Linked DNA regions of Homo sapiens: region 1 is linked to region 2. A link is a loop called in an ENCODE intact Hi-C map of the cell type or tissue named here. Cell type or tissue: IMR-90. All regions are shown on one strand. Links, peaks and the distances in the headings refer to the core of each region. The heading gives the core; the rest is flanking DNA.

The links. Peaks named below come from ENCODE experiments on the same cell type or tissue, not always from the same donor. Only the 100,000 strongest peaks of a DNase experiment are listed, where the experiment ranks them.
Region 1: it touches region 2 in a loop (2.5-fold over the local background); 4 of 110 quality-filtered maps call a loop at or near these places.

Annotation. Positions count from the first base shown.
Region 1 is chr2:207,175,571-207,186,497 of GRCh38, forward strand. No RefSeq gene overlaps it. Among named protein-coding and RNA genes, the nearest start is that of MIR7845, 15 kb to the left of the region's middle. In IMR-90, for the core only: no CTCF peak of the experiment used is centred there; DNase peaks (open chromatin) are centred at 5,331 and 8,981; H3K27ac peaks cover 735 bases.
Region 2 is chr2:207,328,844-207,339,770 of GRCh38, forward strand. It overlaps LOC105373851 (a long non-coding RNA gene), which reads left to right and starts at 5,517. Exons shown (of 4, transcript XR_923809.3): 1 at 5,517-5,839. RefSeq lists enhancers at 2,063-2,242, 5,420-5,469, 5,730-6,139. In IMR-90, for the core only: no CTCF peak of the experiment used is centred there; DNase peaks (open chromatin) are centred at 2,188, 6,058 and 8,998; H3K4me3 peaks cover 1,265 bases; H3K27ac peaks cover 2,870 bases.

The DNA.
Region 1 (10,927 bases), core at 1,475-9,474, 150 kb before region 2:
TCGTGGAAGGTATGCCCTTAGCTGCTCTGCCTCCCTTTGGTCATTATTTGGGAAGCCAGTGCAATCTCATTTGATGAAGACCAAAAGGTAGCATAACTCAGAGAGGCTTACTCCTCTTACCCAATTTGTCCAAATGGGAAATTCCACCCAGCTCTCGTTGTGCCACATATAAGCCCCAATCCTTTCCTTTTCTGTGATATCAATTTTCAATCTTTGAGGAATATTCATGTTAAAGCAATCCTCTTTTGTTTTGTCCTTTCTACATGTTCAAAACTATTATTTTAAAAAACAATTTATTAAAGAACATACAAAATATCTTTAATAAAATTTTAAAATAATATTGCTTTCTATAGTATTGTTTGGACACCATATTGTTCGTGCTGGATTCTGTCAGCTTGGCCTAAACAGGAGCAGATGATATTAGCTCAAATGATATCAAATGTGCTTGAAAGAATATAGAAGTTCTAACGCACGTAGAAAAATTTTCATAATTAAAATTACCAAAATCTACCCAAAGAATATGAGATGTTCTCAAAGAACCCACTTTACAGAGGGATTTAGAGTAATATATTTTTCAGAATTTAAGGCACTTCTCAATCTATTAAGAAACAGTTACTGTTACATTTATCACATTTTAAGGGAAACTATAATCTTGAATATTGTAACATTTCAAAAGGTGATATAATAACAGGCCTTTTTGTGAACTAGTAACAGCATTAGCCAAAGGAAAGCTAAAGAGTAAGGACTGGTTAAATATAACTTTCTTCCACACTGCCCTGGGGTAACTGTTGTCCTAAGTGACCTTTAAAGATAATTTAGAATGGAAACAGATCTACTTTAGTAGCTTTACTAAGTATTTGACAACCTAGAATTTCCCCTTTTTGATTTGTCTTTACCATAGCAACCTTCTGATCTGTGATTTCCTCTTTTGAATGAACTGACTTATATGAGATTTCCCTTTGTAAACACATAGTATCTATTTTTATTTATTTACATACTTGTTTCTTATTTCTTTTATTCCAGAGAGGAAGTATGAACAAATACAATAAAATACAGGAACTACAATACAAAAAAAAAGTATTAAATAAAAGACAGAAGTCAAATACCAGAGGATAAGGGAGAAAGAAATATAGTAGATATACATTGTTATTCTAGCTCCTTGTAACTTTGCTTAGTGTGAATCAATGCCCCTAGAGCACAGAATCTCACCTATTTATGGTTATTTACTGGAAAAAATTTTCAACATTGCTATATGTTTAAAAAGTTGATGATAAATTGTTAAAAAAATTAACTTTGAAGTCATAGAGAAAAGAGGTGGAGGAGGCAGCAGATAAAGGGGAGAAGGAGGAAAGGGAAAAGAAGTGTGAAAGTAAGACCAGTTTTGAGTGAGGGTGTGTGTGTGTGTGTGTGTGTGTCTGTGTGTCCACACAAATGAACCTTCTTTTCTCATTTTGATGTTCCTTCTGCAGGTATTGAAGGAAGCTAGTTTAGAATAATTTATTGAATGCTCACTAAGTGCTGAGTGCTGTACTAAATGCTCTTACATGATTCTCTCATTTAATCCTCCAAACAACATCAGGAAATAGATATTATTGGCATCATCCTTATTTTATTAAGCGGTTAAGTAAATTGCTCAAAATTACAGAGCACAGAAGGAGTACAGCCTGGATTTGAACCCAATGAGCCTGGATTTCAAATTTTAGAGTCCTAACTTTTAAGCTGAAACTAACAATAAGGGCAAAAGTAACAAGGTCCTCAGAACATGTCTGTGTTTTTTACTCCTTTTTTGCATCCCCTAAAACCTGGCACCATGCTTGACACAGAATACTTAATACACACTTATTACATGATCATATGTCACAGAAAGAAACAATAGTACTCATTTGGTTACATTTTTCTCTATGTTCTCCATCCTTCCTGCATGATTTCTATCCATTTGTCCATCCATCCATCAATAAATACAATGCAAGGATCCATGATGACTTATGAAGAATGGAACGGGTTCAAAGATTAGGGAGATATCAGCAAGAACCATATATATTTAGAACATGTAGATTGCAACCAAAATTCAAATAAAATTTTTTAATGTTTTTTGCTCCTTAATGTAGACTTAGCTTTAAACATTTGCTATGTCAGTGTTTTCTAAAACTTGCAGTTATTCTGTAACACATCCCCAGTCTCTACATGTATCTGAATTTTACCCACACTTCCACAGATTTAACTAATTTCTCCTAATGTTTGCAGGACAAAACTAAGGAAATGTCTAGACCCTCAGGGTAAGGGAAGCCCCTAGAGACCGGCATGTGAATCACAAACTCAAATGCTTATGGACCAGACAGGTAACCTCAATGAGTAAGGTGGGCCAGGTGAGGATGTTGGATAATTGGAGGACGCACATTCCATTTAAAGGTGATGGCTACTGCTCAACTCCAGCCATCTGTGACAATACAGATCCACCATGTGCTGCTAGATCATCTTATCTTTCAAAGAAAGCAAAAAAAAAGAAAAAGAATTTTTTTTGTGTGAAATCTCCTGATTTTTAAATTTTGACAAGGAATCCAGATATACAAGAAAAAAAAAATATTTCACATAGAACAAAAACTACACAATAGCAGACCAAATTTGGCCAATGGGCAACCAACATGTGACTTCTGTGGGAGTACCTACCCCTTCCTCAAAGCAGTAGGGATGCCTACTTGTTGGTCTGCTTGGCAACATCCTTCACCACGAATTATCCCACCAGCTATGGCTTAAGCATTTAGGTGAGCAGGGGCCCCCATGCAACCCACCTGAAGGAGGCCATTCCATTTCCAGGTGGCTCATAGTCATCTAAGACTGAGCTGTAGTCCAGCAGACCTCTACTTTATTCATATTGGGGATGTTCTGTCTTCTGTAGCATCCCCAAAATACATCTCTTTTCTTTTTCATATACCAGCCCTTAAAGAACGTGAAGGCAATTATCAATTTTCAGGGGCTGCTGTGAGGAATACTAGAAGGAAATCTATTATTTCAAGTGTGGTCCAACCAGTGCAGAGACAGAGTTGGGTTCTATTTTCCTTTGTTTCCAATACTGTGTTTCTATCAAGGCAACCTAAATCTAATTTTGTTTTGTAAGTGCATCTCATGGTTAACTTATATTAAATTTATAATAAACTAAAAACCTATAGGCCTCCCTCATTCTTGCTATTTTACCCCAAGACAGGACCTTTATGTGTACTTATTAAACTTCATCTTTTTATATTTGGCTCATTTCCTTTCTGTCAAAATCTTTTTTAGATTCTTGATTTTATGGTCTAAAACATTTGCTATCCTTCTCGATTCCATATCACTTATAAATTGGATAGGCCTGATAATAACAGCTAACATATATAAAGTTTGCTATGTGCCAGGCACTGTTCTGAATGCTTTACATATATTATTTCATGCTCACAACTGTCTCATTTAGCTACTAATCATATACCTATTATACACATATAAGAAAACTGTGGCACAGAGATGTTAAGTAACTGATCCTGGACCACACAACATCTAAGTGATAGGAACAGGTGAGGTGACTCCAAAGCCTGCAAGCTTAGTTGGTATCCTTTGCTTTACCCCATCAGATCTCAGAGGGCAGTGTAGATAGACAACACTAGAATGATAAACCCTTTTAAAAACTGCCCTCCTGTAATCCCAGCACTTTTGGAAGCCAAGGTGGGAGGATCACAACGTCAGGAGTTTGAGACCAGCCTGGCCAATATGGTGAAACCCCATCTCTACTAAAAATACAAAAATTAGCTGGGCGTGGTGGCAGGCACATATAGTCCCAGCTACTCATGAGGCTGAGGCAGGAGAATCACTTGAACCTGGGAGGCGGAGGTTGCAGTGAGCCAAGACTGTGCCACTGCACTCCAGCCTGGGCAACAGAGTGAGACTCCATCTCAAAAAAAAAAAAAAAAAAAAAAAAAAAAACCAAAAATAATAAAAATTGGCCGGGCACGGTGGCTCACATCTGTAATCCCAGCACTTTGAGAGGCCAAGGCAGGTGGATTACGAGGTCAAGAGATCGAGACTGTCGTGGCTAACATGATGAAACCCCGTCTCTACTAAAAATACAAAAATTAGCTGGGTATGGTGATGCGTGCCTGTAGTCTCAGCTACTCGGGAGGCTGAGGCAGGAGAACTGCTTGAATCCAGGAGGTGGAGGTTGCAGTGAGCCGAGATCGTGCCACTGCACTCCAGCCTGGTGACAGAGTGAGACTCCGTCTGGAAAAAAAAAAAAAAAAAAAAAAAAAAGCTCTATTAAAATGCTAAGAGCATAGATTATTAATCCCATTTATCAGATTAAAAAAGCTGAGGCTTGGAGGTTAAAGCAACTTGTGTGAAACCACGTAGGAAGTTGCGGCAAAGTGAGTGCTAGTCCCCAAACCCCTTGCACTCTTTCTACTGCCTAACTTTATCCCCAACATGCTGTTACTTCAAATCTGATTAGTGTTGGAGGGAGAGCTACCCATCCTGTGGCCACTCATTAAGTGCAAGCGTTTTCTCCCTGGTGGAAAATGCTCTTGATTATTTACGCCCTTCCCCCACTTTTTTTCTTTGCTACCAGAATCCTAATGCTCTGATTGAAATATGTTCAGTTAAATATATACTTGCCTGGCCTCCCTTGTAGTCAGGGAAGCCAGGGGCACAGTTCTGGCTAATAATGTATGAAAACAAGTCTTCTGGTATGCATTAGTTTTCTGGGGCTGCCATTGCAAAGTACCAAAACCTGGGTGGCTTCTGGAAAGGCAATGTATTGTCCCATAGTTCTGGAGGCTAGAAGTCTGAAATCAAGATGTTTGTAAGCTTGGCTCTGAGGGAAGGATCTACTCCAGGCCTCTCTCCCTGGCTTGTAGATGCATGCTTCTCATTCACATGGTTCTCTCCTAGTATGCATGTCTCTGTGTCCACATTTCCCTTTTTTATATTGGGTTAGGGTCCACCCCAATGACCGTCACCCTTTTAATTTGATTACCTCTGTAAAGACCTATCTCCAAGTAAGTTCAGATTCACAAAGAACAAAAACTATGCTGATTCAGAGGTACTGGAGGTTGGGAAAAACATATCTGGCTTTGGAGAGGACAACACTCAACCCATAATGAGGGGGGCTGGTATGGGTTGCTGGGGAAGCTTTTGCTTTCTTTGTAAAAGGGGACAACCATGGTGTGCCTTCCTTCCACTGCCCCTCCTTCTCTCTGCCTTATATACTGCCTCAGTAGTTGGAGCTACCCAGCCATGTCATTATTATGAGAGAATGACCCAGAGAACTAAGGAACTGAACCTATACCAGAAACTGCCTGAGTCTGGATATCTTGTTACATAAGAAAAATAAACCCCTATGCTAAAAGTCATGTAGTTGGGTTTTCTGTTACTCATAGCCAAACACATTCCTAACATATTACCATTCTCAAAAATCTAGCTTTGTATGATTTTATCAAATAATACCAATTAATCCAAAGTAATTATCAGGCTATGTTTACAAATGATTTAGATGGAGAATGGGGTTGAGCAAATCAAGCAATGAAATGTTTTGAAAACAATGTCTAAGAAAAATATGTTCACTGTGAAATACTATACAGCCATAAAAAGAATGCAATCATGTCTTTTACAACAACATAGATGCTGCTGGAGGCCACTATCCTAAGCAAGTTAATGCAGGAACAGAAAACCAAATACCACATGTTCTCACTTATAAGGGGGAGCTAAACATTGGCTGCTCATAGACTAAAGAGGGCAACAATAGTCAGTAGGGACTACTCGAATGGAGAGGAAGGGAGTGGAACAAGGGTTAAAAACAACCACCAATTGGCAACTATGCTCAGTACCTGGGTGATGGGATCAATCGTACCGCAAACCTCAGCATCATGCAATATACCCATGTAACAAACCCACACATGTACCTCCTAAATCTAAAATTTTTAAGTTGAAATTATTTTTTAAAAAGTGTGTATGTTGAAAGCTGTGCACCAACAGCTTCAAGCTTCCTATTGTTGCTTGTTTTTGAAGGTGACTGGTGTCTTCCAGGCCCCAATGTTGTTCTTGAAAAGCCAATAAAAAAGATCCTGTTTGCTATTCTTAGCATTTATATATACTAAGGCTGGTGTGAGAAAGAATAAGGTCATGGGTTGTTACCCTCAACGGTGGACATTTTAGCAAGTCCCTCTGTGTATTTTGATGATTGAACATGAAATCATCTCTGCGGTTAAATTTTATTGCTTTCAATGCACCTCGGTTTCCCTTCTCATGCTGGGTCCTGTAATGATCTTTCTGGAGTTTGTTTGGAAAGTCAAAGAAGTCTGACAATGGTGGCTGTTTTGTCTCCAGGTATTGCGAGTGTGAAAGAAACCATTGGGGACGGGGCAAGATATCCTGCCAATGAGCCAGGTAGGATGTCCTTTGAACAGGACAGGGCCTAGGGTAGGGCATGGAGTCGCACTCTCAGTGTTGTGCAAGCTCAGGCTTAGTGCCTGCAGGCCCTGAAGCTGGGTGCCTCTTAAGTGTTCACCCTGGATGCTTCTCTTGCCTCTCCCTAGTCCTAGCCCTGCCTCTGAGTAAGAATAATCTCTAATGGACACCATTATCCTCTTGCACTCATTTTAGTCGTTGTATGTCTGCTTCTAGGTTCTAACCTGGAAGTTTTAATTAGTTTTAGTTGAACAGCTATTTTTTAAAGCCATAATCCCGAGAACACATTGAGAGAGGAAGAGATTTTCATTCTTTCATACCCAGGCATTTAATATTTTACAATGGTAACTCTAAATAACTGAGTACCTAGGTTTGAGGCACTGTACTCATATTGCATAGGTGTGTTGCATATATAATGTGCAAAACTCACTAAGAAATTCTGCAACCTAGGCATTCATAGCCCAACCGAGAGATGAAATGCCAGGCCCAGGCCCCACAGAGGAGAGGGCCACTCTCCAACATAAGACTATCTTGCTCCACGTCGACTTGCTGCCTGTTTGACTCCCCTCCCTTCGGGCCTCAAAATCTCTGCTTTCTAAACTTTTCTGGTATTAACTGCCTCAATCACCACAAATACTATCTCTGTATCTCCTGGTCAAATTTTTCTTACTTGACTAAAAGATTTTATTATTGCTTTGCTTCTGTGGTTTCTTTCTCTTTTCCACTCAAAAAAAAGAAAATCATTGAGTTGAGAGTAGATCAGTATGTCAAGTTTTCTCAAAACATTCTTTAAAGCCATTTTCTGACTTAAATGTCTAGAAGGCAAAGCTAAATGGGGCCACCAGGTAAGAAAGCAGGACAGCTCCACACACTTAGGGGAATGAGGAGGGAGAAAATGGAAAGAAAAAATATCTTATTAGGTTTTGTAGGTCAGGGAAATCCTTTCTAGCCTGGATTTTAAAACTTCTGAATTTTAATTGAAAGTATTTCTCCAGGGTATTTACTTTAACATGACTGTGCACTCTCAAAAAAAATTCCCTATCCATGTAAGAAAAATAGTACAAATTCCAGGAAGGCAAAATTGCATTAGAAGGAAGAATTTGATGATGTGCCCTTTCTGCTTCGGACAGTAACCATGAAATTGCTGGCAGCCGCAAAAGCTTCCAGACTTCTATTGAGCATCTCTGCTGGGAAAAACATAATGCTTCAGGGTATGATACATGACTCCATACTCCCACCTAGGAATCACCATTAATTCTTAAAAGAAGTGAGCAATATTCCCCTCAAGATTTATGACCATCCACTAAAGAAAATGTCCCCAAATTTGACAGTAGAAGATTGGTTTAATCTGGGGGCTGTTGTTAGAAAGGTATGAAAGTTAATGAACAAAACTTGACGTCTCCCTGATTTCTCCAGTTTTGACCTCAAATGCAAAATAATGCTTGTTCCCTGTATAACACACACACACACACACACACACACACACACACACACACTCTCTCTCTCTCTCTCTCTCTCTCTCCAAAAGATAGAAATTCTCAGTTGCTCACTTATAACAAGCACAGAATCAAATGCTAAGTGTTAACCACTCATCTTTTAAAAATTCATGTCTACAGAGTACATCTTGGCCCAAACTAGAAATTACTTTATTCTCTTCTTTCTGCATGTTGACTTTTTATCATAACTGTTAACATCATTCTTAGTAATAATGAGGATTATAAGAATACACTGGTTTAAATAGTGTTATCTGTCTTTCTGACTCAATGTATATTTTTATATTGTATCTCCTTATCTTCATTGCATTCCTATAAAGCAGGTTGCTTATCATTTCTGATTTATAGATGTAAAAACCAGGGCATTGCAAAGCAAGATGATATGAAGTCAAATAGTAATGAAAAAATTGGTCCTTTTACCCACTCTCTATATTAGAATTAATTCACTCCCCCTGAAATTCAGGAAATGGGCTGGGGTGCGGTGGCTCACGCCTGTAATCCCAGCACTTTGGGAGGCCGAGGGAGGCAGATCACCTGAGGTCAGGAGTTCAAGAGCAGCCTGGCCAACATGACGAAACCCCATCTCTACTAAAAATACAAAAAGTCGCTGGGTGTGGTGGTGGGCGCCTATAATCCCAGCTACTCAGGAGGCTGAGGCAAGAGAATTGCTTGAACCTGGGAGGCAGAGGTGGCAGTGAGCCTAGATCGCGCCACTACACTCTAGCCTGGGGACAGAGCGAGACTCTGTCTCAAAAAAAAAAAAAAAAGAAAGAAAAAGAAAAAAGAAACAAATAACAACAACAACAAAAAACACAAGACAGAAAATGGAGTGTAACAATACATAAAAAAGAATTTTCAGTTGAAAAAGTGATTTAGCCTTAGCACATGTTTCCAAATTAGGGGTCTTTCTTTCAAATTGCCTTTAAACATAGTACAGAAAACGGGGTAATTTGGGTGCTTTCAAAGCTGACCCACCTGAACCAGGGCATTTTAGGACAACCTTGTAGGAACTCTGAGTCAAATTCTTGTGATGCTATGACTAAGTATCATGCTTTGGCTGCTTTCCCCCACCTCTTACTCAGATTCCCCCAGCCCCCTTCTTAAGGAGAATCCCTTTAACCCCTCCTAGGAAATATCCCTTCCCATAGCACTTCAGAGTCTTTGCGGCAACTCTGCTGCAATGTCCCCACTTGACACTGTGCTCCTTGTTGTGGTGTTAGGGCTAAGTTTCCCTTTCATGGGACTCCAAGCTAGAAGTTGGTCTCAGCACTAATGAAAGATGCACAGTATGTCCATTGCTCAGTCAGCCGTTCTGATCCACTGCTGAGGTTGCAGGTGTTCCTTGTCTCCAGGTTGCTGCTTGATTCGTGGGAACCACCCCCAATCCCCCTCCCACTTTCCACTCAGGTTCTGTTCTACAAGTCTCAGGGATCTCTGCACCACAGGAGACTCAGAGACAACAGGATATGGGTATGGTCATAACCTTCCACTGTCAGCATGTAGAACATAGGATGATTCAGCTCCACCATGAAATGAGAAGATAGAGGGAGGGAAACCATCCACTGTCTGCAACCTGAGAGACTGTTCACCTCCCCCCTCAGCAGCGGTAGGGTAGAAGTGGCACTAACCGATCTAATATTCAGGTAGTCAGGGTTCTAATTCTAGCTCGGGCACTTTCTTTGCCTCAATTTTTACATTTAGACCTAACAACTTTTTTTTCCTGGTAATGACTGTCCATCAGCCACATGTTCCTAGATTTTAGTATAATATTTTTACTGGGCAGTTATTGGATTTTGGTCATCTAGCATCTGTAACTGCTTGCTTTGATAACTGTACTCTGACTTTCCTCTGAGAACTCCGTCTGCTCTAGTCACAGCCCATGAGCTCCAGGATGGAGTTGATGTCTTCTCAGCTCCAGGTATGAAGCATGTGAACCGACCCTGACCCATCAGCAGTTCCTATTTCCTTGGGTTACGTGGTTGATTCAGAGATGGGCAGCCAATCAGAGTGAATTTCAGAACTTTCCTAGACGCTGCCTGAAGAGACTTGCTCTAGCTCCATCAATCTGAGTGTTGGGTGTTGTCATGCTTGGAGCCTAAAGCCACTGAACCATATCACGTACAGTCTGAGAATGAGCCAGCCTATGAGAAGCAATGAAGCAGAGCCAAGAAATGGATCCTGGTGGCTTTGTTGAGGGCTGAATCACACTGACCCGAAGCTGTACCTGTTCTTGTACCTTTAGAAACAAAACCCTTTTGCCAGGTGCGGTGGCTCACACCTGTAATCCCAGCAGTTTGGGAGGCTGAGGCAGGTGGATCACCTGAGGTCAGGAGTTTGAGACTAGCCTGGCCAACATGGTGAAACTCCATCTCTACTAAAAATACAAAAAATTAGCCGGACGCGGTGGCAGGCACCTGTGTTTCCAGCTACTCGGGAGGCTGAGGCAGGAGAATCACTTGAACCCAGGGGGCGGAGGTTGCAGTGAGCCGAGATCGTGCCATTGCACTCCAGCCTGGGCAACAAGAGCAAAACTCTGTCTCAAAAAAAAAAAAAAAAAAAAAAAAGCCAGTTTAAGTTGTGTCCTCTGTCACAATGTCCATAAAAAAATCTACTAACTGACATACTATCTTACTTTTTCTCACTGCTTATATTTTCATAAAAACTGGCTTAGCCAATACACAGTTTTACTGTGAACAGCAAATAAGATAATGCATACGAAGGAAATTTCAAGAAATTTGAAAGCATGAAAGATTAGTGTCATTCCACCATAAAGGTAAACTCCTCTTGCTGTTTTTTTTCTCTTCAGTTATGATATTTAAAATCTGATTCCTGTGAAGAAGTTGTGCAAACTGACTTATGAAAGAAGACTTAGTCCATTAAAGGTTATTTGGCTGGATTTTTCTTTCCTTCCTTTTGGAATTGACCTCAGTAAAACATAAGCCCAACTGAATGAGCCTCTCATCCTAAATTCCTGCTAGTCCCTAACTGCCCCACCTCCTATCACCAAG
Region 2 (10,927 bases), core at 1,522-9,521:
TCCTGGCTCTGGGGAAGTAGAGGAATAACAGAAGATGAAAACAGGCAGAAGGGGAGGATCATGTAGAACCCTGTGCGTTATAGTCAGAACTTTAGCTTTTACTCTGAGATGGGAAGTTATTGGAGGGTGTTAGGAGAGGAAATAGCATTATCTAATTTAAGCCCTCAACTTTGGTTGTGGGTTGATAACAGGGTGGAGGAGGGTGAGGGCAGAAGCAGTGAGACAAGTTAAGAAACCATTGCAGTAATTCAGGCAAGAATGATAGTAACTTGGACCAGGTGGCAGTGGGATGGTGAGAAGTAGTTAAACTCCAGACAGATTTTCAAAGTAAAGCTGACACAATTTGCTGTGGGACCAGATGTGGGAAGTGAGAGAAAGGGAGGAGTCAAAGATGACTGAAGTATTTACCTTAAAGTCAAGCCATCTGAAGCCTAACAAAAGGCTGTTGAACTTAGAGTTTACGAGATGCTGGATGGCCTTGGTGAGAGCATTTCCTGGGGAGTGGTAGGGGTGGAAGTAAGATGGGACTAAATTGAGTAATAAATGAAAGATAAGGGAGTAGAAGTAATAAGTATAAACTATGCTGTGTGTACGTGGAGAGGAGACTTGATAGTAGCTAGGATACCCTAGGTTAAGGAAAATGCATATAAATATGTTTAAGATGGGAGAGAATTAAGTATGTTTATGTGCTGAGAACAAGAAAGCAATAGAGAAAGAGTGATTGAAAACACTGAATACAAAGAGCAAACCTCCTGAAGAGATGGGAGTGGGAGTGATGTAGCCCAAAGCACAGGTGGAGGGGCCAGATCTGGACACAGGAGGATTTTGAAGGGAAAGAAGGAAGAAAGGAGGGGTATGGCTGTCAGTGTTTCTGGGGTGGGAAGGGAGAAATTGAGGGAGTTCCTCCCTGACAAGCTATACTTCTTTCTGTGAATTAGAAAGTAATATCATGAGCCAAATGTAAGGTTGTTCAGAGTGAGAATGGTGAAAATTTTTAACATTCTCTTGGAATAAAGAAGCATAGGATATGGGCTGCCATGAGGACCTTGCAAAAGCTGGAGATTGTAAATACGTAGCTGAATCAATTCACATGATTGTTAAGAAACTGACCTACATAGCAGGAAACTGCTTATACAATATACCTCAATCCAATAACACAGTGGGTCTCATCTCTGTTTCTTATGAATTGATAAAACATGATCTACAGGGCCAAAGCCACAGTTTCAACTATTTAAGAAGAATGGTGCCCACACTTTTCCGTTTAAGTTATGTACAGTGCAAAACTACATCAAAGCCTAGTGCTAAAATAGGTTTAGGCCAAATTCAGATTTATTTCATTAAAGAGCTCCAAATCCTTTGCTTCTTTCACACACTGTTTTGAAGAATATATCTGTTTGTTTTCAGTCTTGTCCATTTCAACATCCAGTTTCTCCAGTAGTAAGAGATATCAAACAATCATGAAAATTTTTCATCTCACTTTATTTTATTTTATATTTTGTAAAGGCCTGTATCACTTGGTATTTACCTGAAACTTAAATCTTAAAATTAGACTATTTTATTATTGAAACTTTTCCAGTATGCTTTTAAGATTTCTGCAGTCTCTCCATTTGAGAAAGAGATAATTAAATGTAGTAGAAAACTGCCTTATCATTGCAGTAGTTGTATAATTTATTTTTTTCCATTGGGCAATGTGCTTAGCAACTTGCACATTAAGCCTTCTATTAAGATTATATTAATATCATAAATATGCAAAAAGGAAACCACTCTGAAAGTTCAAAATAATAACAATAACCTTTCCCTCAAGTAAAACCTTTTATCTTGAGATCTCTATGCACTTTCCCAACAAGCCTGAGTATCCTTGCCCAGCCACTTTTGCAAGGAGACAGTTAAAATGCCGCCTTCACTTTATTCACTGACTCCAAATGCTAGTTAGGATCACCGGAAAGCAAAGCAGATGCCTAATGTAATCATGATTTTAATTCTTAACATTTCCTACAGCAGCATTTATAACCTTTAAGAAAACAGGACCTCTAGTCTGTAAAAAGCCCCAAGTGGATGTCTCTTTCTTCTTTGCTTTATTCTTTAGCCATGGCAAGGAAGGGGCAGAAGGTTGTAATTCTGGCAAACTCCCACACATGCAACATGGACTCATATCTCTCACAAAGGACACACATGCACACTGATGCAATCACGTCTAGAAATGAATCAGTGCCCTTGAGACAGGAGCTCGTGACTAATGCTCTCTGAGTAGCGCAGGGGCAGCTTGGCAAACCAACTATATCGGGGCCAGCACAGAACAAAGCACAGGTGAGCAATGAGCTATAGCACAGGGAGAGGGAGGGGCTGATCCATGTGGTTCCAGGGCTTGAAACACATCATCTGAAGGTAATTCCCATGTAATTATAGAGCGCCAAAAAGGGAAACTGAGCTTTGGCCTGGGTCATGCGTGCAAACGCACTGTAGGATCTATGGTGACTTCCTTTACTTTTCTTGGACTCAGTTTCCTTATCTCGAAAAATGAGGAATTGTAGCACAACAGAAAGACTCCTTTCTCCTTCCACACCCTATGAAATACTCAAAGGCATTGCTTCCTGTTCCCTCAACAGAAAAAAAAGAATGTCATAAAAAGAAGTGGCGGGAACTGTTCTCCTAAAAAATATTTTAGATACTCAAAAATGACTGACAAGTTCTCCAGGTTGTTTCAGCACTATTTGTTCTGTTTGAAACACTAAACAAGCAGGAATGGTAGAGAAAAAAAAAGTGTTTCTCTCTTTATCCTAAAGTATAGTCATGCACTGCATAATGCTGTTTAGGTCAATGATAGACCACATGTGATTATAACACCATGTTTTACTGTACCTTCTCTGTGTTTAGATACACAAATACTTACTATTGTGTTACAATTGCCTACAATGTTCAGTACAGTAACATACTGCACAGGTTTGTAACCAGCCCAGGAGCAATTGGCTAGATGACACAGCCTAGGTGTGTTGAAGGCTGTATCACGTAGGTTTGTGTAAATGCATTCTAATGTTCGCACAACGATGAAATCGCCTAATGATGCATTTCTCAGAACGTATTCTCATCATTAGGTGATGTATGACTATAATGTCCATGGAAGACATTTTACCAACACATGTACACTTCTGTGGGTATTTCTCTGACAATGTCTAGTCTCCTAGAAGTGCCTAACGTGGAGTGTGGAGTATCTTTCACCACAGTGCATAATTCTGCCTAGTCACCACTTTCTCTAAGACATTTATCCTCTAAAGCATCTTTTTCCTGGAATCACATCCCAGGGAGTAATTTATTAAAGAAATAACCAAAATCCATAAATTTGTCAGCCTTGTTTCTCTCCTGAAGGAGAGGTAAAAAAGAAAGATAACCTTCCGCAGCTTGGGTCAGCCGGACTTAAATTGAAGGGGTCGTTAAAGCAAATATATGAATGTTTGGGGAAAGGGAGGCAAGGAAGGACCCTTGAGAGAGACGAGTGACTGCTCAGTCTCAAGCAGTGTCTATTACACACAAATATCCCAAGATTTCCCCTTTGCCTTTGACAAACTGGGAGGAGGGAACAGGTTGTCCCAAAAATTGATGTGACTGGAAACCAAATTTTTTCTACTGTGGAGGGTGTCTGCAGTCTTAATTACTCCCTTCAAATGGAAGAACAAAGCTCCCATGGAGGAACTGGAGAGAGCTGAGCTGAACTGAGCTGTAGGTTGATCATATTTCAAGGTTTGCTTGTAATCAATACTACTTTGGTCACCCCCAGACCATTACTGCAGAAGCCTCCTTACCAGTATCAGGATCCTACTTTGCTCTGCAGCCACTTCCTGGAGTTCTTCGAAAACTCTAAAAGAAAACAAAACCCAAACACATCACATCAGAAAGATGAGGCATTGAGAAACTTTATAAGCTTAAGAGGAAGTAGATGCTTGTGTAGGGGAGTTTTTAGATTAGGGAGAAAGAGACAGACATACGAAGAGAGAAAGTCAGTTCTATTTCCAGAGAAAATAAGAAGTTGTTTTGTTGAAGATTAAACCTATTATCAGGGCCGAACCAGATCCACCAATAAAGTAGTACTCTTTATTGCTCCTCAAGTGTTTGGCATAGGTATTTTCCACTTGCAGCTAGCATCTTAACTGTATATCTAAAACTGACATTTGCAAAACCAAACAGGTGAGGGGCCATATTGGCTCTGGAAAAGAATTCACATCCCTAATACACAGAAAATATGATTTATAAAAATCCACTTTTTTTTCATAGAACCATTCAGGAGCACAGCATTGATAGAAAGTGAATATTCCTAGACTCTAACATAAAAAAAAAATCTAGTCAAAATGTATCATACAGTGTTGTTGAAAGAAATTGCACATACATGTAGAAAACAACTTTACATTGAAAAAAATCTTTACTGTTCATGGATTAGGTTTTACCTAAAGCCCTATTACTTGCAGTTGTGCTCATCCCACAGATGTTTACTCATAATCTATCTTGCTCTTTATAAATCAAGTCAACAACTATTACATGTCTTTTATGGACTCCAAATTTCAAGAACTCTGTGAGAGGCATACAAACAACATATATATAACGCACAGCTATCCATGACATGGATTTCAACTGTATCCCCCAATAACCCAGGTTCTTCAGGTCATAAATGGATGGGCTTTATCTTCTAACAATCCACACGATCTGTAGCAGATTTTCCAGATGGTAAGCAATGGAATGACCAACTGTCCAGGTTTTCCCAAGACTGAGGGAGTTCCTTGGTTGTGAACGTTTCAGTACTAAAACCAAGATCTCAGGCAAACCTGGATAAGTTGGTCATCCTAGAGAGTTGAGGGAGAAATGACATCATTCAATTATATCAGTGTAGTAATCACATACTTGTCCTCTGCTTCTTCCTTGTCTTTCTTTCCTTCCCTTCCTATCCCATCTTACTCTCTTAGGATAGCTCTATGGCACAGTGACTAAGAACCAGATTGTGGTTTCCAAATAGATACGGGTCTAAATTCCAGCTTTGCCATGACTTTTTAAAAATCTTGTACAATTGACTTAACTTCTCCAGTCCTGCTTCCTTACTAGTGACACATGAGAAAATGCATATGAAGTACATACCATCATGCCTGACACATACATCATGCTTTATACATGTTAGTCACTATTGTCTCTGGATCATGCCCTTATGGATACTTCCAGCTTCCAGGGTTCTGGTTCTAATGAGACCAATATCAGGGCATGCTATGGATCAACAGGAATTAAACCTTCCCACCGCAGTGCATTTGCAGAGCCCTATGCAAATCAATCCTTTGACGTTTCATTAATGAGAACGCAAAAAGTAGGTACAACTGAAAGCAAGAAGTAGGTATAACTGCAGCAACATCCTGATTACCCAGAATTTTTCCAACTTTTCTCATCCAATCTCTTCAAGCAACCCCCTTGCATTATTGTTCCCATATGCTCGACACCCAAGCACATAGAGACATACGCATCACATAAACACACAGAGGGACACACATACACACAGAGGTTTTTATATGGCTGAGCTGGGAGAAGCCAAGTAAAACACTTTTTCTTTTGTTTCTAGACTATTTAGCAAATACGAGGAAAATGACGTGGCACTGAAGAGGGGACTTAGAGAGACAGGGCCAGTGGGTGGAGGAGGAGAGGACGTGCCGGGAAAAGAATGCAGAAAGGAGATTTTTTTTGGCCACAGAGTTTTTGCTAAAAGCAGCTAGGAAGCCCCACGGCTCCAGTGTGCGTGAACTCCTGGTAATTTCCTTGGGGAATCCCGCCTCAGAGAACCTCTACCCCGAGAATTAGGAGGAAGCTGAGCTAGGTGAGTTTCCAAACGGAGGGGGTGGGTGAGTGACTAAAGGCCTGAAGACCGGCCCAGACGAGTTTCCCAGTGGGCGTCCCCTGGCTGCTCTGACAGCCACAATAGGAACTCAGTCCAGAAGAGGGGAATGCCGAGGCCAGGGACGATTCCTAGTGTTTTCCTTTGTCTCTCAGCTTCCTGTGTTTGAAATGAAGGCATCCGAGGCTCTCTGTGGCCACTCTTGTCTGGGATTCTTTCCTCAAGAGGTGTTCTTGAATTTGTGAGAACTGCCAGGAAATGGCGTGAGTCATGTCTTCTTAGCAGACAATATTCAGCTTTAGAAATTCCCAGAGATATGACTTGTTTATAGGAAAGGAAACAGGGCTATTCTGAGCTGCCAGGGGAAGAGGAAAGCGCTGCTCATTTTTTAAAATATCGTGTTGAAAGGTCATACACGCGGCCAGAGTGCCAGCAAGAGCCCGGTATAGACACTGATGTTAGCAGTTCATTTGCCTACATTTCAGGCGATATTTTTGAGCGTGGCATTTTAAAATGCGAGTTCCATGGCATTGAAATTCCACTCCCAGTCTTAAGCCCAAAGGCATGAGCAGGGTCCAAGGCGGAGTCTTGGTTGGAGGGGTGCGGCTGGGGTGTTGTTAGGCCTGGCTGAGGGGAGGGGAGGAGCATATACAAAGACACCACCTTTCTCTACTTTCTAATTTCACATTTCTTGAGCAGCCAGCTGATTTTTGTTCCCATATTCCATGCTCCTTCCTCTACTGTCTTTTCTTCATAGTGTTAACAACTGCCATGTCCATTGTCCTTACCTTAAAGGATTGTTCAAAGCGGCCAACTTTGGAAAATGTGTCCAAGGAGAGAAACTCGGGGGGATTCCTACTCCTGCAACCCTTGCTTCTGGCATTGGACCACCTTCTTGTGCAAAAAGTTTGGTCCTGAAATGTTTGAACTCGTAAAGGCACCGTTTACACATCTGTCACTGTTAGCAGAGCCAGTCAGCTGACCACAGAGATTGATTTCCAAGGAGAAAATAATCCACTGAGTATTCACTGATACAACAATAATTAGCCAATGTGATAATTTCATAGATACCACATCTGATAAAATCAACACCTTTTCCTAATTACAGAGTAAACATTTCAATAGGAATAGAAGGATGCTCCTTCAATGTGATAAAGATGCTCTTGGCTTAAAGTAAATAAAGATTATAATTAATTGGCAAACATTGAAAATCAGAAACAAACACAAAGAATGTCCTTTAGTATGATTATCACTGTTTCTGGTTTTTGTTTGTTTGTTTTTTGGGGTTTTTTTGAGACAGAGTCTCGCTGTGTCGCCCTGGCTGGAGTGCAGTGGCACAATCTCGGCTCACTGCAACCTCTGTCTTCCAGGCTCAAGCGATTCTCGTGCCTCAGCCTCCCGAGTAGCTGGGACTATCAGCTAGCATCATTATCACTTTAGATTCTCTGGTTAATGCAGTAGGTTATAAACACAAAAGGAATAAATTTTTGTGAACTAAGGTACTAAAGTACATGAAAATCACACAAGTATAAATCTGAAAAAGTCAAAAGAATTAACTAAAAGCTTTCTTTATTTTAAAAAAGAGTCATAAAGTGGCTTGGAATAAGATAAATACCTAAAAAGCAACAGTATTTCTATATACTGGCAGTAAACAGATAGATAATATAAAGCAAAAGAAAAGCTATTCAAATAGCGACAAATATAAAATATTTATAAACTCAATAAGAAATGTATTAAAAGTTTTAAAACCTTGATTGGGGGATATATTTTTAATAATTAAGAGGAAGAGTTATATTTTTATTAGATGGAAAAATTCAACATAAAGATGCCAAGGCTCCTCAAACTTACTGAAATAATTCTGTCTAAAGATCCAACGGGACGTTTCTTGAAGGTCATTAGAATGAACACTGACGAATTGCTAAGCTTAGTGCTTATCTTATTAAAAACATTCAAAACTATAAACAGGAAAACTAGCAAAATGCAAATGTTCTTAGGGATCAGCCTCGTCAGATATCAGAACCTATTGTAAAAACTGAAACTGTGTTTGATGTAAATATAAAAATATAAAGAAAAAGAAAATAATGAAATCCCCTGAAACAGACCCTGTTATATACATATGTGTCACATTTTATAGATGGCCTCATAGTTCACAAAGTTTTCCACTTGCATTATCTTTTATGCTTCAGAATCATGCTAGGAATCAAGTCGTATTATTACCCTCAGTCTTAGTTCTGAAGAAACTGACACTCAGAAGTGGCTTGACCAACATAATAAAACTAAGATAAACCCAGACTTGAACCTAGATTTTCTGACTTCTCTTACCAGGCATCTTTTCACTACATCAATCTCACAATACATTGGAGAATATACTTTTTTTAACCATACTGAAATTAGGGGAAAAAATGTTTCGACCTGCCCTTACACCATGTACTCCTGCTAACAATAAACAAACAAAATCCTGTAGTTGTTTGATGAAACATAGAGATATGACACTGAACTAGGGTCTGTGTCTGTGGTTGTCCCTCACTGAGTCCACTCACAAAGTACGAAGCTACAATGCTTCCTATTCACCTCCTCCCACCCCCACCCCCACCCTATCACCCCCATCCACCCCAGATGAATTACTTATTGTCACTAAGACGTAGCAGTGCCCAAAGTGAAATTGAAACTCTCCAGCAAATTACTGTTAAAAGAAAGTATAGTCAGTCTGTTTCTGGGGAGGGGTTGGATAATTAGAGAGCAACTAATTAGGAGCATACAGTTAAGAGTAAGGACAAACAGAAAGAAGAAAAGGAGTAAGCAACTCATACATAGTGCAGACCCACTATGTGGGAAAACCACTCATCTCTGACATTGTAGCAAAAAAGCAGCTGTCAACAATAAACATAAATGCTAGCCTTAGCTGAATGGGCACAGCTGTGTTCCAATAAAACTTTATTTCCATAACAGGCAGCAGGCAGACTATACATTGATGACTCCTGTACTAAGCAATTTAAGATAGTTTTTCCATTCAATTATCCTAAAAAAAAAACCCCTTTAGATAAGAAATCAGAGGTTACTCAACATGACCACCTGACATTAAGATGGATACAAGTATTTGCCTCAGTAAGTGGCAGAGCTGAAATCTGAACTCAGGTCTTGTGACTCCCAAGCTGGGAAGCTGGAAAGTGTGTAGTCTTCTGATAGGGCAGCCTCCTGTGACTCAGAGGTTTAACTGGATTTTATGGGTGTGAAGTCTCAGCAGGTAGAAGAGGCCTGAACAGGCTGCATCTAATGAACTAGACATGTGTTGCACTGAACCAGGCTGGGAGTACGTGGGTGATCTCTGTTGCAATCATTTAACAAAGTAGGGAGGTATAGACATGCCCATTCACCTCAGACACACCCCTCGCCTCCGAGACATCAAATCCGCTCCTCCTAACACACAGCAGGGTGCAGTTGTGGTCAGAAGTGAGTGGGAGAAGGAGGGTAGGCAGATGGGTGGCTGTTTATGGAAACCAGGAAATCCCAAAAAATAAAGTCATCTAGAGCAATTCAGGCAACTTCTTTGAGTCCAAGCTTTCCTTTCTGTGGAATAGAAATGTCTGTCCTCTTTCTTTTCTTTTTTTTTAGCAAGATGTCAGAATAATACAATAGGAAAAAAAAAAAAAACTCTGTGTAAAGTTCATTGGGCACCTCAGGGATACATGTCATTTGATGACATAGTCTCATTGTCACCTGACGCCCCATGACTTCAGCTGGCTCCAGAGTCTGCATGTAGCTTTCTGTGGGGAACTCTGCCATCTTTACATTTAACACATCTCTGCTGACAGACCAGCACTATTGAGCTGGTGCTTTGACAACCACGTCGACAAGAGACCAGGAGAGATGCCATGTAAAGGTGAAAGGACAGTGACTAAGGGGAGCAAATGAGCTTTTAAACGAGCCTGACACCATCCAGCTAGTTTTCATACTCCCTCCTGTGAAAAATCTTGACATATTGGTACATTGCTATGAGTTATTTATTTATATCGGTGTATAGTGGCCTAATATTATTTGCTCTTGCAGAGTGTTATCTAGGACTACAAACTTATTTTATTTTAAGCTCAATGACATTTCATCAACAGTTAACACAGCGTGAGTAGCTAAAAGTCACTTCAGGACAGTACATGAGGCCTCTCAGATGTTGTTGCTTTATTGCTTGACTGGATAGTTCTCTGGCTTTCTCTACTTTTGATGGTTTCTGTTTTTACCCAGCTTTGTCTGTTTTGAGCTGTATTTTTTCAGTCCATTATTACATATTATATTATTTATTTCACCACAAGATTTATTTATTATCTGCAGTAATGAAAACTAATTTGTTTCATTTGCCCATGTTAGCTATGCCTAAAAGGGAAAACAATTCTCTCTTGGTCATACAGAGAGGGGTAGAATGGAAAGGAGATGGGTACAGTCACTGAGGAGTCTCTAAGAGGATTCCATCCTGGAGAACCCCTGCTCTGGGCTTGGAGAACTGGGCTCAAACAAGGCAGGGTTCATGTCAAACCCCTGGCAAATTCTCTCAATTTGGGACTGAGTCTCTCATGGTGCCTAGACTTTGGTAATGCTTTCTGGAAACTCAGAAACTGTTGGTCCTAATCTCAATTCAGCTATTGACATTCTGGTCTTTTCTATTTAAAGCCACAAAATTGACTGTTTATTTTCTAGTCATAGTTTAATTTTGTTTTGTTTTAAGCTCTCTTAGTTGATTTCTGCCCAATCAATAAGATCAGCCACACATTTAATCTGATTCTGTCATTGAGACAGCTGAACACCCTGGCAATTCTACAGCCTACTCTGGGTAAGTTCAGTCCATATAAACTCAGCCCATTTCCAACACCTCTGTGACAGCTTTCTCATCTGTAATATGAGAAAACACTCACCTAGTTCACAGAATTGTTGGAAGAATTATATAATAAACAAGACTGTACTACATTTTTTAACTGACAACATACATTTTCTTAATAAAAAATAACATTTTTAATAAAACAATAATAATATATGTCTCCAAGAAGACGAACACTAGATTTCTCGGGTGTTCTGTGTGTTGCA